2 separate regions of the Mus musculus genome follow, and region 1 is linked to region 2. A link is a contact called in ENCODE POLR2A ChIA-PET data. All regions are on one chromosome and are shown on one strand. Each heading gives the region's core, a stretch centred on a gene start or an enhancer-like site at or near the end of the contact. The rest is flanking DNA. Distances are from core to core; before and after follow the strand shown.

Region 1 (6,734 bases), core at 3,421-5,920, 56 kb after region 2:
AGTGCTCTACTTCTGGGAATCGAACCCAGGTCCTCTGGAAGAGTGACAGTGCTCTTAACCACTGATCAGCCTGTCCGGCCCCAGTGGGCATATATTCTAAAGCAGTTCCCTTGTAATTTTTTAACATCCAAGTCCAGATTTCTGGAAGCCTCCAAGGATGGGCAACAAAGTTATTGAGCTTTGAGCTCCTAAAAATTTCCATTACTAAACGCAAGGTGATGCTTTGCGCCTTAACATTCACCTCCTGCCTAGCTCAATCCTGGGTTGTTTCCTGAAAGAGCCGGCAAAGGAAACTGAACAAAAAAGGCTTAACTTCCAATGGAAGGAAGTGTCCAAAGGAAGATGAGGACTAAACATTCTTTTTTCTAAACAATTATGTTTCATTTATTGATTTTGTGTGAATGCATACATGTTTGCATTCCTGCATGCATGAGTGCTTGCCACAGTGTGCATGTGGAGTTCAGCAGACACACAGTGGGAGCTGCCTCCCTCTTTCCACCATGTGGGTCCTGTGGATTGAATTCAAATCATCAGGCTCAGCGGGGGACATCTTTACCTGCTGAGTCAACTTGCTCACCCTCAAAAACAAAGTATTTGCTTTATTTTGAGACAGGGTCTCGCTATATAACTCTGACTGGCCTGGAACTTCACTGTAGACCACCAGGCTGGCCTCTGCTTCCCTTGCTGGGATTAAAGGTGTACTTCACCACCTCTGAATAAAATACTTTTTAAATTAAAAATGTTTTAGGCCAGGTAGTGGTGGCACACGCCTTTAATCCCAGCACTTGGGAGGCAGAGGCAGGCGGATTTCTGAGTTCGAGGCCAGCCTGGTCTACAGAGTGAGTTCCAGGACAGGCAGGGCTATACAGAAAAACCCTGTCTCGGAAAACAAACAAACAAACATTTTTATGATGTTGTATGTATAAGTATTTGGCTTCATGCGTGTCTATGCACTTGTGTGCCTGGTCCCTGAGGAAGCCATCGAGAGCATGAAATCCTCTGGAACCAGGAATTACAGATGGTTGTGCCTTGCTGTCAGGTCAAGGCTGTGCAGGTAGGGGTATGACCATGCAAAGCCAGGCAGAGTGGCAATGTGCCTCACAACCCAATAATCTCTAAAACACTACTGAGGGCTGTGGCCCAAGAGGTGGTTTATCTGTTAAGAGAACTGACTGCTCTTTCAGAGGACCTGGGTTCAATTCTCAACACTTACATGGCAGCTCACAACTGTCTGTAGCTGCAGCCTCAGGTTATATCCTCACACAGACATACATGCAGACAAAACTCTAATACAATATATATATATATATTGCAGACAAAACTCTAATACACTATATATATATATATATATAGTCTGTTAAGGGGACTAGAAAGATGGCTCAGAAGTCAATAATGTGTTTTCTGCTCTTTTGGAGGATATAAGTTTAGTTCCCAACACCTATGTTAGGCGTCCACAATCACTTGTAACTCTAGATGCAGGGGATCTGATGCCATCTTCTGTTCTCCACAGGCACTGTACACACCCACAGGCACCTGTACACACGTACTCTCTCATATACCTATAGGCATATACATATATACATTTCAAAAAACCTTTTTTTAAAAAAAACTTATTTACTTATCTCTATGTAAGTACACTGTAGCTGTCTTCAGACACCCCAGAAGAGGGCATCAGATCTCATTACAGATGGTTGTGAGCCACCATGTGGTTGCTAGGATTTGAACTCAGGACCTTTGGAAGAGCAGTCAGTGCTCTTACCCGCTAAGCTATCTCTGCAACCCTCAAAAAATATTTTAAATAAAGAGTTGTTATCCTGATATGACATGTGCATTGACTTTCTTTCTTGTCTGTCTTTCTTCCTTTCTTCTTCTCCTTTTTCTTTTTTTAGAGGTCTCACTAAGTAGTCTTTGCTGGCCTTGAACTCTATATAGAAAGAACTATAGCAATCGGCCTGACTCTGCTTCCTGAGTACTGAGATTAAAGGCTAGGGCCACCACACCCAGCCTGACTTTGCATTCTTATACTCTCAGCAGTTGTGATTATGAGCATAAAACTTGAATAAGATTGAGATCATCAGGAATTTAGGAGGCCCTACCCACCCCTGAGGATCTATAGAGGGTTAATGATTGATGGGGAGAGAGACATTTTCTCCAGTGGTGCAAGCACTGGCGAGGGGCCTGTGTTCCTATAAATAACCCATCACCCATGCTGCTGAAAACAACCCTAAGTAAACTCACTGGGTCAAACACACAAACAAAAGGAGAAGAAAAAAAGAAAGACGTGGATAAGGAGGGCCAGCTGGGAAGAGAGAGAGAAGCAGTAGGAGGGGAGGGGTCACAAGGGAGTGCTATGGGGGCTGATGACCATGAAGGGACATTGTATACATTTTTGAGAATGTCAAAATGAAACCCATTACTATGTAAACTAATATATGCCAGGAAAAACATAAAAACCTTAAAGAGGGTTAAAAGCTGAATCAGACTCAGAAGACTGAGGCAGGAAGTCAAGTTTGAGATCGGCCTGGGTTAAAAAAGAGAAAAGATCATTTAAGGAAAACAGGCAAAATTACAAGGAAGGAATGCAAAATATCAAAATATAATGCATTTTTAGGATTCTCAGAAAGAATGCAAGAAATGCAAAATAAAAGCAAGATGCTTGTGGAGAAGGGCACAGGCAGAGTTCAAATGGCTTCCGTGAGTCTGACCCTAGACTTCTAGAAAATTCCGATAAGGAAATGGAGAAGCTTAAAGGCCGGTAGAGCAAGTAGAAATACCTAATCTATGCCGGGCGACGGAGGTGCATGCCTTTAATCCCAGCACTCCGGAGGCAGAGGCAGGCGGATTTCTGAGTTCGAGGCCAGCCTGGTCTATAAAGTGAGTTCCAGGAGAGCCAGGGCTACACAGAGAAACCCTGTCTCAGGGGAAAAAAAAAAAGAATTACCTAACCTACATTCACCTCCCTTACCAAAGGACTAGCAGTTCTACAGCTTCACCACCAGGGGGGCGATTTCTCTATCCTTGTGAACTTGAAAGTGAGGATCCACCCAAGACGTGGAATGTTAGTGTGTACACCAGAAAGAGCCCCCAGCCCCTAAACCTTTGCTTGTCACATAAAGAATAACTCATGTGAAAGAGGAATAGGAATATGAAAAGAAATTGAATTTTCACAACAAGGCAATAAAGTGGGAGGGCCTCCAAATGACAAGCTCCCAATAGATTGGAGCCTTGAGATAACCAAGTCTCAGCTTCCCAGAAAGCAGAGCCTACACTGAAGCCACCTCACTGTCACCTGGAGACAAGGACTGTGGAAGGCACAGAGGGAGGGATAGTGAGCCATAGAGGGAGGGAAGCTGGGAAGGAGGGTGGTTTTATTGATTTGATACATGGCTTATTAGATCCCATGGGTGTCTAAAAAGCTGTATGTACAGTACCTCCACACAGAGGGCAGGTTGTAGCCTGTTAGCTCTTCAGACTTCAAGGTGAGCTTACTTGGGTGCCCCAGGACTGAGATGTCATAGAAGCCCTGAGCTAGAAAGCAGGTGGTAGACTGAGCCTGAGCCATGGGCTTGTCAGACAACAGTGAGTATCTGGAGATAAGGGTGCCCGGGACCCCAAAACATCAGGGCAAGACTCAGAACAAATTCAGTGTTCACTTAGCTAACATGGACCAAGTACACACTTCTGTATCATACCCAAGGCAATAGCCAAACATGGATATAGGTCACTCTTTATGCTTAGGGCTGAGTGGAGCTGAGGTTTGGGATCTTGCAGGATGAAGGAATTTCCCAGGGAAAGGAGAGCCAAGAGGTCAGGGATTCCAAGCCAAGGAGGCAGTATGATGAGCTGGCGGCATGAGCAGCTAGCTGGCAGTGGTTGCTGAAGCGCACCGGCAGCTGGTGGAGCTGAGAGTGTCGCAGGCCTCTGAGGAGGACAAGGAGGTGGAGGTGGAGGAGGAGGAGGAGGAGGAGGAGGAGGAAGAGGAGGAGGAGGAGGAGGAGGATGGCCACCATCCAGGGGAGCAGAGGAAGACTGTGGCCAGGCCTTGTGTTTGACAAGCCCTTGAGAGCGGGAAGAGGGTGGACTTAGCAAACAGTGTTAGTGCTACAGGAAAATGCTCCCAGCTCCCGGCTCCACCCGGGACTGCTGTGTTCAGTAAACAAGCTCGCCTCAGCCTGTGACGCTTGCTTTTCTAATAGTGAAATATCCTCAAACTCTGACCTTCACACATTCTAGTGACTCGTCCTTACTGGTACTTTTACAGTCCCTCAGCAGTGCCATGCAAACACTCTGGAGAATCTGTGGTGCAGGAGACTCCTCCAGTCAGTACGTCTGAGAAGGGAGGCCCCTGGGCTCCACTAGCAAGAGGAGGTTTGCTTTGTCTTCTCTCAGACACAGCCTCTGCAGAAGCGACCAGGACCGGTGCTGCTGCAGAGCTCCAGCAGAGCTCCAGCAGGGTTAGGTAACGACTTAGCTCCCTGAGAACCAAGTCCTACTTTTGCACACTGCACTCTGAACTCTCATACAGATGGAAGTGGTTCAGACACCCTTATTTGGTCTTGTGGCTTGTTTAGCACAGTGCTGGCAGAATCTGCTGCCCCTCCTCCACCCACTTCAGGCACATTTCTAAACTTAATTACTTCCTTTGTCATCTAAAGTGGGTAAAGGTCAGTAGGGTTCAGTGTAACGGCTTTGGCAGGCCCAGGGCCTGGAAGCTTAGTTGGAGCCCAGCAGTTGGCCCGTCCTCACCAAGGGCTCATTTAGGGAGGCAGGGGCTGTCTCCCCATGCTGAGGCCATCCTGCAGCGTTCCTGCTGGAGCACAGGAGGACCAGGGAAGACAAGGGAAATGGATCTAAGCTAAAAGGTTGGACCCAACAGTTGAAAGCAGGGTTCAGTAACTTCTGTGGAGTAAGGGCAGTGGTTCTCAATTTGTGGGTCTCATCCCCTTTGGCGTTGAAGATGAGATATTGTGCATATCAGATATCTATGATTCTTTGTTGTTGTTTTCTTGAGACAGGGTTTCTCTATGAAGCCTTGGCTGTCCCAGAACTCACTCGGTAGACCAGGGTAGCCTTGAACTCACAAAAAATCTGCCTGCCTCTGCCTCCTGAGCACTATGATCAGAGTGTGTGCTACCACCACCTGACTAATTTGCATATTTCTAATGGCTAGTTATACATGTTTCTTAGCATTGCATGATAAATAACAGTGGCAAAGTTACAGTTGAAATAGCAACAAAATAATGTTCTGGTTGGGGTCCCCACACATGAGGAACTGTATTAAAGGGTCTCAGCATCAGGAAGGTGGAGAACCATGGCTCTAGAGTGAGACAAACCTAGAGGGGAAATAAAACAATGGAAAGAAGGACGAGGAGAAGGAAGAACATGCCCTGAGAGCGGAACAGTCAGCACCTTGATTAAATGTCCCAACAGACCCCTTTCTGCACAGGGCTTCCCTCTCCCAAGTGGAATCATAAAATGGCCTTTTCTTTTAGCCTTCGATGCAAAATGAGCCAGGAAATCACAAGTGTAGGTACTTGTAGGAAATATTTCCTTAATACTGTCCGCAGGTCACAGGGCCTTGTCCTTGCAGGTATGCTGAAGCTTCTACAGGCTGACGCAGGAGGGTTTATGACCACTTACCTTCTTCCAAGACACTAAAACAGAGGAAGAGCTGGGCGCGGTGGCCCACGCCTTTAATCCCAGCACTTAGGAGGCAGAGGCAGGTGAATTTCTGAGTTCAAGGCCAGCCTGGTCTACACAGAGAAATCCTGTCTAGAAAAAAACAAAAAACAAAAAAAACAAAGACAAAAAACAAAAACCAAAAACAGAGGAAGAAAAGGCCTGCTGGATACATGGGTTGTACCAATTAGTAGTTAGTTCAGCCTGGAACACTGGGGCCCTGTTTCTGTCTGTTCTACATACCTGTAAGTACTGCTGCTGCTTGTAGACTGGAGACCCTTGTGTGCTTTATGAAAGATGCCCAAACTCCTGTGGAGTCCTGTAGACCAGGCTGGCCTCATACTTGGAGATCCACCTGTCTCTGTCTCCCAAGTCCTGGGATTAAAGGCATGTGCCACCACTTTTTCTTTGGCATTTTGTAAAAGGTACCCAGAGGTTGCTGAGGCATTGTGAATCACAGTGCTGTACAGAAATCAGTAGTCTGTGCTTCTCCTTCTCAAAGACATCCTTCATATTGTTGCAACAAAGCTTGCAGCACTCTTATAGGAAATTTTACTTCATAGTTTGCCAGTGTGTTGTTTAGTGTGGTGTTGAGAACAGGCTGCAATCTGCTCTACGCTATTCCACAGTATATAAAACAGTGTTTTTTCTGGCCATGCTTTGTCCTAAGAGACTCCAACTTACAAGTAACTTTAGACTCAATTTTAAGGAAGGGGGATGAGAGCAGCCCCTGGGTGCACTAGCCAACCACTCTCTGTTAGGTTGAACCCATATAGCACAGGCTGCTAAGTATCTCTGGGAGAAGAAAGGAAGCCACCTTGGCCTGAGAGATGGGTCAGTGATTTAGAATATTGGCTGCTCTTTCAGAGGACCAGAGAGGTGTATTCCAAGCACTGACAAGGTGGTTCAAAACCCTTTATAACTCTAGTCCCAAGGGATCCCACATCCTCTTCTGCCCTCCACAGGAACTGCTTACAGGTGGTACACGGACATACATGCAGGCAAAACACCCATGTATATATTAAAACAAAACAAAACAAAAAGACCCCAAAACA
Region 2 (6,203 bases), core at 1,616-4,115:
TCTACAAACCTGTATCTCCAGATGAAAAAGTACCAGCTACAAATGCATTTTAAAAATCTTAGGCCGGGCGTGGTGGCGCACATCTTTAATCCCAGCACTCAGGAGGCAGAGTCAGGTGAATTTCTGAGTTCTAGGCCAGCCTGGTCTGCAAAGTGAGTTCCAGGACAGCCAGAGCTACACAGAGAAACCCTGAAACTCGAAAAAACCAAAAAACCTTAGGACATTAACTACAACTGAATAATCTGGCAAGTTCCAGTTCTTGGCGAACCTCTATGTCTTTTAAATCACATTTCAAAATGATAGCTAAAGCTGGGAAATCATGTGTCTCAGTTGTAGACCAGAGGCACATAGGGTCCATACTGCTGAAAATTTTGGGGATTGAAGGGACACAAACCTTCCAATGACAGGTGTTCACTGTAATAGCTTTTAATTTTCTTTTCTATTACTTACCATTTCTCCAAGTAGGTGGTTTTCTTCCTAAAGAATTATCACAACCAGCATTAAGAAATCCAACCTGCTGGTATCTTACCCAAGCAATCATATGCAAATCAGTGTGACCTAGAGACCCCCCAAACCACCAATTTAAAAAAGTACTTAAATAAGCAAAGTTACAAAGGCTGTATGGCAAGCCCCACCCCTTCTGTGGCAAACTGACATTAAGGCTTTGCCATTAACTAAACAAAATTGCGATGTCATACAAGTATAAGCTGTAAATGATGCATATTTTAGTCAAGACCAATCTTTAGTTAAATCATGCCCAAAATAATCAGTTAAGAGCCCCCACCACCCAAGCCACCACAGAATTTCACAAGTGACACCATATATGCTTACCATGCAACAAAACCTTTATTAACATTTTTTAACAGAGGTTCAGCTATTATTGAAACTTGTAATTTCTAAACTTAAATTGGGGCAAGTGGCTAGAGTGCAGAGTAATGCCATCACTGCCCACTGGGAATGCAGACCGAATAATTAATAGCCACCCCTCAGACGGAGGACCAGGTGCAGGGTCGACTCTTTCTGGATGTTGTAATCAGAGAGAGTGCGGCCATCTTCTAGCTGCTTGCCGGCAAAGATCAGCCTCTGCTGGTCAGGGGGGATGCCCTCTTTATCCTGGATCTTGGCCTTCACATTCTCGATGGTGTCACTGGGCTCCACCTCCAAGGTGATGGTCTTGCCGGTCAGGGTCTTCACGAAGATCTGCATGCCACCTCTCAGGCGAAGGACCAGGTGCAGGGTTGACTCCTTCTGGATGTTGTAATCAGAGAGGGTGCGGCCATCTTCCAGCTGCTTGCCGGCAAAGATCAGCCTCTGCTGGTCAGGGGGGATGCCCTCTTTATCCTGGATCTTGGCCTTCACGTTCTCGATGGTGTCACTGGGCTCCACCTCCAGGGTGATGGTCTTGCCAGTCAGGGTCTTCACGAAGATCTGCATGCCACCCCTCAGACGGAGGACCAGGTGCAGGGTTGACTCTTTCTGGATGTTGTAATCAGAGAGGGTGCGGCCATCTTCCAGCTGCTTGCCGGCAAAGATCAGCCTCTGCTGGTCAGGGGGGATGCCCTCTTTATCCTGGATCTTGGCCTTCACGTTCTCGATGGTGTCACTGGGCTCCACCTCCAGGGTGATGGTCTTGCCGGTCAGGGTCTTCACGAAGATCTGCATGCCACCTCTCAGGCGAAGGACCAGGTGCAGGGTTGACTCCTTCTGGATGTTGTAATCAGAGAGGGTGCGGCCATCTTCCAGCTGCTTGCCGGCAAAGATCAGCCTCTGCTGGTCAGGGGGGATGCCCTCTTTATCCTGGATCTTGGCCTTCACGTTCTCGATGGTGTCACTGGGCTCCACCTCTAGGGTGATGGTCTTGCCGGTCAGGGTCTTCACGAAGATCTGCATTTTGACCTTGAATTTAAAAGGTAAAAATTTAAAAGCCTACTAAAATCTTCGATTCCCTACAAAATACTTCTACTCAAAACTCCTCCCCTTTTTGTCATAACATAAAACCTGTTTTGTCATGGTTTCAAACTGCTAAACCTTTCCAAAACACTAAACTGGCATTTGGAACATTCATCAACTGCGGGGCATCCAAGTTCGCTAACAATAGACATGATAAATTGAAAATAAAAAATATCCAGACCAGAAGCCATCGATAAAAATTCAAGTAATAAACAATGCCCGAGTGAGAAGTACCTCTTTTCTGCCTCCCCCCACTGAAATAACCACGATGGACTCTCCATCGGTTAAGCGTCCGTTAAGCTCCCTGGCGCGCGCGCCAGGGCCGCCCCCGCTCCGCGCACGCGACCAAGGCCCACTCTTCCCGGAAGGCCCGTTGCCGCGTCACGTCACCTCGCTCCCCTCCCCCACCCCAAGAAAAAAAAGGCCCGCTTAGCACCACGTAAGCCCCCTCTCTAAATCCTCCCATGATTCAAACGCCGTAGACAAATACCTGTTAACAAATGTGATGAAAGCACAAACCGCCCAGCGCGTCGAAACACCCTCACAGAAAGACCGCCGAACCGGACAAAGCCTCTCGTCACTGAGCTCAGTGGCCGCGCGAGCCGCTATTTATGCAGCGTCTGTTGCGTGACTGCTCACTCCTACGTAGCTGTTGTCTTCCTGCGCCACCGAAAGTAGTTCCGCGGGCCCCCACCTCCCCCAGACCAATTAGGCGTTTTTGCCGAGCTCCCGATTCTTCAGAACCAAAGAAAAGAGTACTACCAAACGAGAGACACTGTATTCCCGGCGTCTCGTCTCCTCTCGTGCAAAAAATTGAAAAAATCATCACGCGGATGAATCCAAGTTAAAGGGCCCTCCCTCGAAAGCTCTGGAAACCTCCTTGCGGCGCCAGCGCTGATTGGTGAGGAGTCAAAGATGAGGCCGACGCTGATTGGTGGAGGTCGCGGGCCGCTCGATTGTTGCTGGGCTCGGTTCTCGGGCAGTTTAACGTCGACGTTGCTAAGTAACCGAGTGCGCATGTGCGGGCGCTCGCCTTAGCGAAATACTGATGTTTCCTGCTTGAGGTGGGGGAGGGGCGTCTTCTCTTCCCGCGTCCGGAACCCCGCGTCCCGAGTTCCCCGTGGTTCTCTCGCACCCATCGCTCGGCGGCTTTACGCCACAGGGTGAATTGCGACCTCACCCTGCTCCCCCTGGCTGGACTCTAGCTTCGCCCAGGCCCCCTCCAGTATGAGCATTGATGCTTCCGTAGCCAGTGTTTTTAGTTGTTTTGTCTTGTGGCTTAGCCGCCCACGGGCCCAGATGTGGGTGGGAGTGGGGTGGCTGCCGGGCTGGAAGCTGAGGATTTAGCCAGAGACCCAGCCCAGAGCCCGGCCGGACTTACAGATTCTCTCCCTCCCCAGCAATCTACAAACAAAGGAAGGAAAGAGGAGAAATGCCTATTAGACTCAGTACCCGGGGTTCACCCACCTCTCCCATTGGGATGTCTATTGTGCAAAGGAAGGGAAGGGGCCCGTTAATCCTAGAACCTCAACCTCAGGACTAGGTTCTGAGGTTTTGGGTGTGGTTGCTTTTCCCTCATCGAGATCAACAAGGAAGGAGCAGAACTGCTCGGATTGCTTTGTCATGCGGAGTCACGAGGATGGCCATGTAAACAGTTTTGTTTGCATAGGCTACCGGCTTCCGTACAGTAAGAAGTCTAGCTACGCTAACAGATTAAACTTCACTCTGTAAAGGTTTACGAGTTATTACCATATTACTGAAGGAAACGTTAGGAACATAGCTGGTTTGCCTAGCATGAACCAAAAGCTCCAGTTTGATTCCCCAGCCCAAAGTCTGCTTTCTAGAATAAAGAGCAGGTAGAATTTTATTTGAAGTGAATTGAAATTCAGAAAATGTCTCCTTTGCATAGTATTTTATTTTTATTAGGAAGCATGAGTCGGACCTTGTTTCAACAAGCAGAGTATGTCTGAGTCAGACATTTTGAGGCACAGACTCAGCCAGAGTGCTGATCTTATGATTGATGCGATGACTTCATTGGGGTAAGTTCCAGCAATTGCCAGACGGGTTATTGCTTCCTAGTTTGTTTTGTTTTCAAAGTAGATCGTTTGGTGACTTCAACCCAGTAATAATATTTCAAAAGAATGGCATCTGGACAAGATAGATTTTTTTTTCCGTAGCATAGTTTTTGTTGCTTGTGCTGTGTTCACCCCTAGCCCCACCCCTTGGAGACTGGCCATCACTCTGTAGCCCTGGTTGGCCTGGGATGACTATGTAAATCAAGAGCTCACAAGAGATTCTCTTGGTTCTGTCTTCCGAGTGTTGGAATTAAAGACACGGACCATCGTGCCCAGCATGATGTAAACAGATTTTTTTAAAAAGTATTTTATATCTGAGTGTTTTCCTTGTATGTATGTCTATATAGTACCTGTGTATCTGGTACCTGAGGAGCTCAGGAGGGTACCAGATACCCTAGAACTATACAGACTGCTGAGTACTTGTGTGGCTGCTTGGGAATCGAGCAGCTAGTGCTCTTAACTGCTCCAGCCCTCTATAAACAGATTTAAAAAAAAAAAAAGACAGTATAAATTTTGAGATTAGAAGTTTATTGAGTTAGTTCAACAATGTTTCTCCAATTAAAAAGGAACTGTTTTCCATTTTTGTTCACAATAGAAAAAAAAATTGTGTCATCTTTAGGCCCTAAAACACATGAATACACCTGTGTGTGTGTGTATGTGTATTGCTCTGTAGACCAGGCTGGCCTCCCATCTCAGAGATCCCCCCTGCCTCTGCCTCCTGCCTCCAGAGTGTGGAAACTAAATGCGTGTGAGAAATATGTATTGACTGGACAGCAGTGACACAGTGACACATGCCTTTAATCCAGAACTAGGGAGGCAGAGGAAGGGGATCTCTGAGCTCGAGGATAGCCAGGAATACATCCTGCCTCAAACACAAAAATAAGGAAGAAAGGAAGGAAAAGGAAAAGACTTATTTATTGAAATAGGGTCTCATGTAGATCAGGCTGGCCTTGAACTCAATTATATAGCCCAGGATGACCTCACACTCATGATCTTCCTGCCTCTGCCTCCTAAGTGCTGGAATTGCAGGTGTGTACCACCATAACTGTACTGGCAGGAAAGAGACACTTGTATTCTGAGACACGTATGTCCTTCCATTAGGGCTATCAGGCCTCTCACACAGTAGACCCCAAGGAATTAGAATTTACTGAGGAATCTCACACTAAGAGAAGAAAAAGGCTTAAAATCCTGGATCTTGCCTTATAGGAATTTCTCTCTCAGGTAGAGATTTCACCCGGGTCTGACAACTTGTCAGACCACATTGAAGGAGAAACTGGAGTCCTGACAGTGAGGACTGTGGAGGCCACACTTCCATCACAACTGCTTAGTTATGCACATAACCAACTGTCTTATACTTAAATATTTTCTCATTTAAAAAAATTATTTATTATTATACATAAATTCACTGTAGCTGACTTCAGACACACCAAAAGAGGGCGTCAGATCTCATTATGGGTGGTTGTGAGCCACCATGTGGTTGCTGGGATTTGAACCCAGGGCCTTTGGAAGAGCAGTCAGTGCCCTTACCTGCTGAGCCATCTCACCAGCCCATTTTCTCATTTTTAATTATGTGTCTCTGTGTGCATACATGCATGTGGACACAGGTGTCTGCAGTGGCCAGAAGAGGGTGTTGGATACCCCTGAAGCTGTAGTTACCCTGGAACTGTAGTTACCCCTAAACCTGTAGTTATAGGTGGTTATGAGCAGCTGCCTGATGAGGGTGCTGGGAACCAAACTCAGGTTCACTGCAAGAGCGTCAAATGCTCTTAACAGTTGAGCTGTGTCTACAGCCCCTTTATTTAAATCTAAACCTCATGTTGGCTCTTTGAAGATAGACTTGAGGGGAAGGCACTGTATGTCTTTATTTGTTCCTCGTTCCAGTGGCACCACATTGGGTAAATCTCCCTTTTCTCTTTTTCATTATTACTTGTCTGATTGGCCTATTGAAGACCGGTGGTCACGCCTAACTAATTAGGGCTGCCAGGGCCCAGGCTCTGACTGTAACTTTTCAGGTCTGTGGTGATATTTAAAATATAATATTAAGGGGCAAGAGAGATGTCTCAGGAATTGGGCCCTTACTACTCTTGCAGAGGACTTCAGTTTGGTTCCCTGCACCCCATATCAGGTAGTACCCTCCCTCTGTGTGGGCACCTGTGTGCACTGGTCTATGTAGCTATT

The links. ChIA-PET counts read pairs that join two places held with the same protein, here RNA polymerase II (POLR2A).
Region 1: POLR2A ChIA-PET joins it to region 2 with 155 read pairs in embryonic stem cell. The contact joins the enhancer-like site here to the promoter of Ubb in region 2. POLR2A ChIA-PET finds 5 or more read pairs at or near these places in 5 of 5 experiments (Patski and embryonic stem cell).

The regions. Positions count from the first base shown.
Region 1 is chr11:62,492,792-62,499,525 of GRCm38, reverse strand. The region is part of intron 2 of Pigl (phosphatidylinositol glycan anchor biosynthesis, class L); the gene reads right to left. Among named protein-coding and RNA genes, the nearest start is that of Pigl, 38 kb to the right of the region's middle. Within about 2 kb of position 4,670, at least 2 of the 3 ENCODE cell types and tissues checked have a DNase peak (open chromatin) inside an H3K27ac peak, as active enhancers do.
Region 2 is chr11:62,547,833-62,554,035 of GRCm38, reverse strand. Ubb (ubiquitin B) reads right to left here and starts at 2,865. Exons shown (of 2, transcript NM_011664.4): 1 at 2,441-2,865; 2 at 823-1,896. The coding sequence starts at 1,890. The coding sequence ends at 973.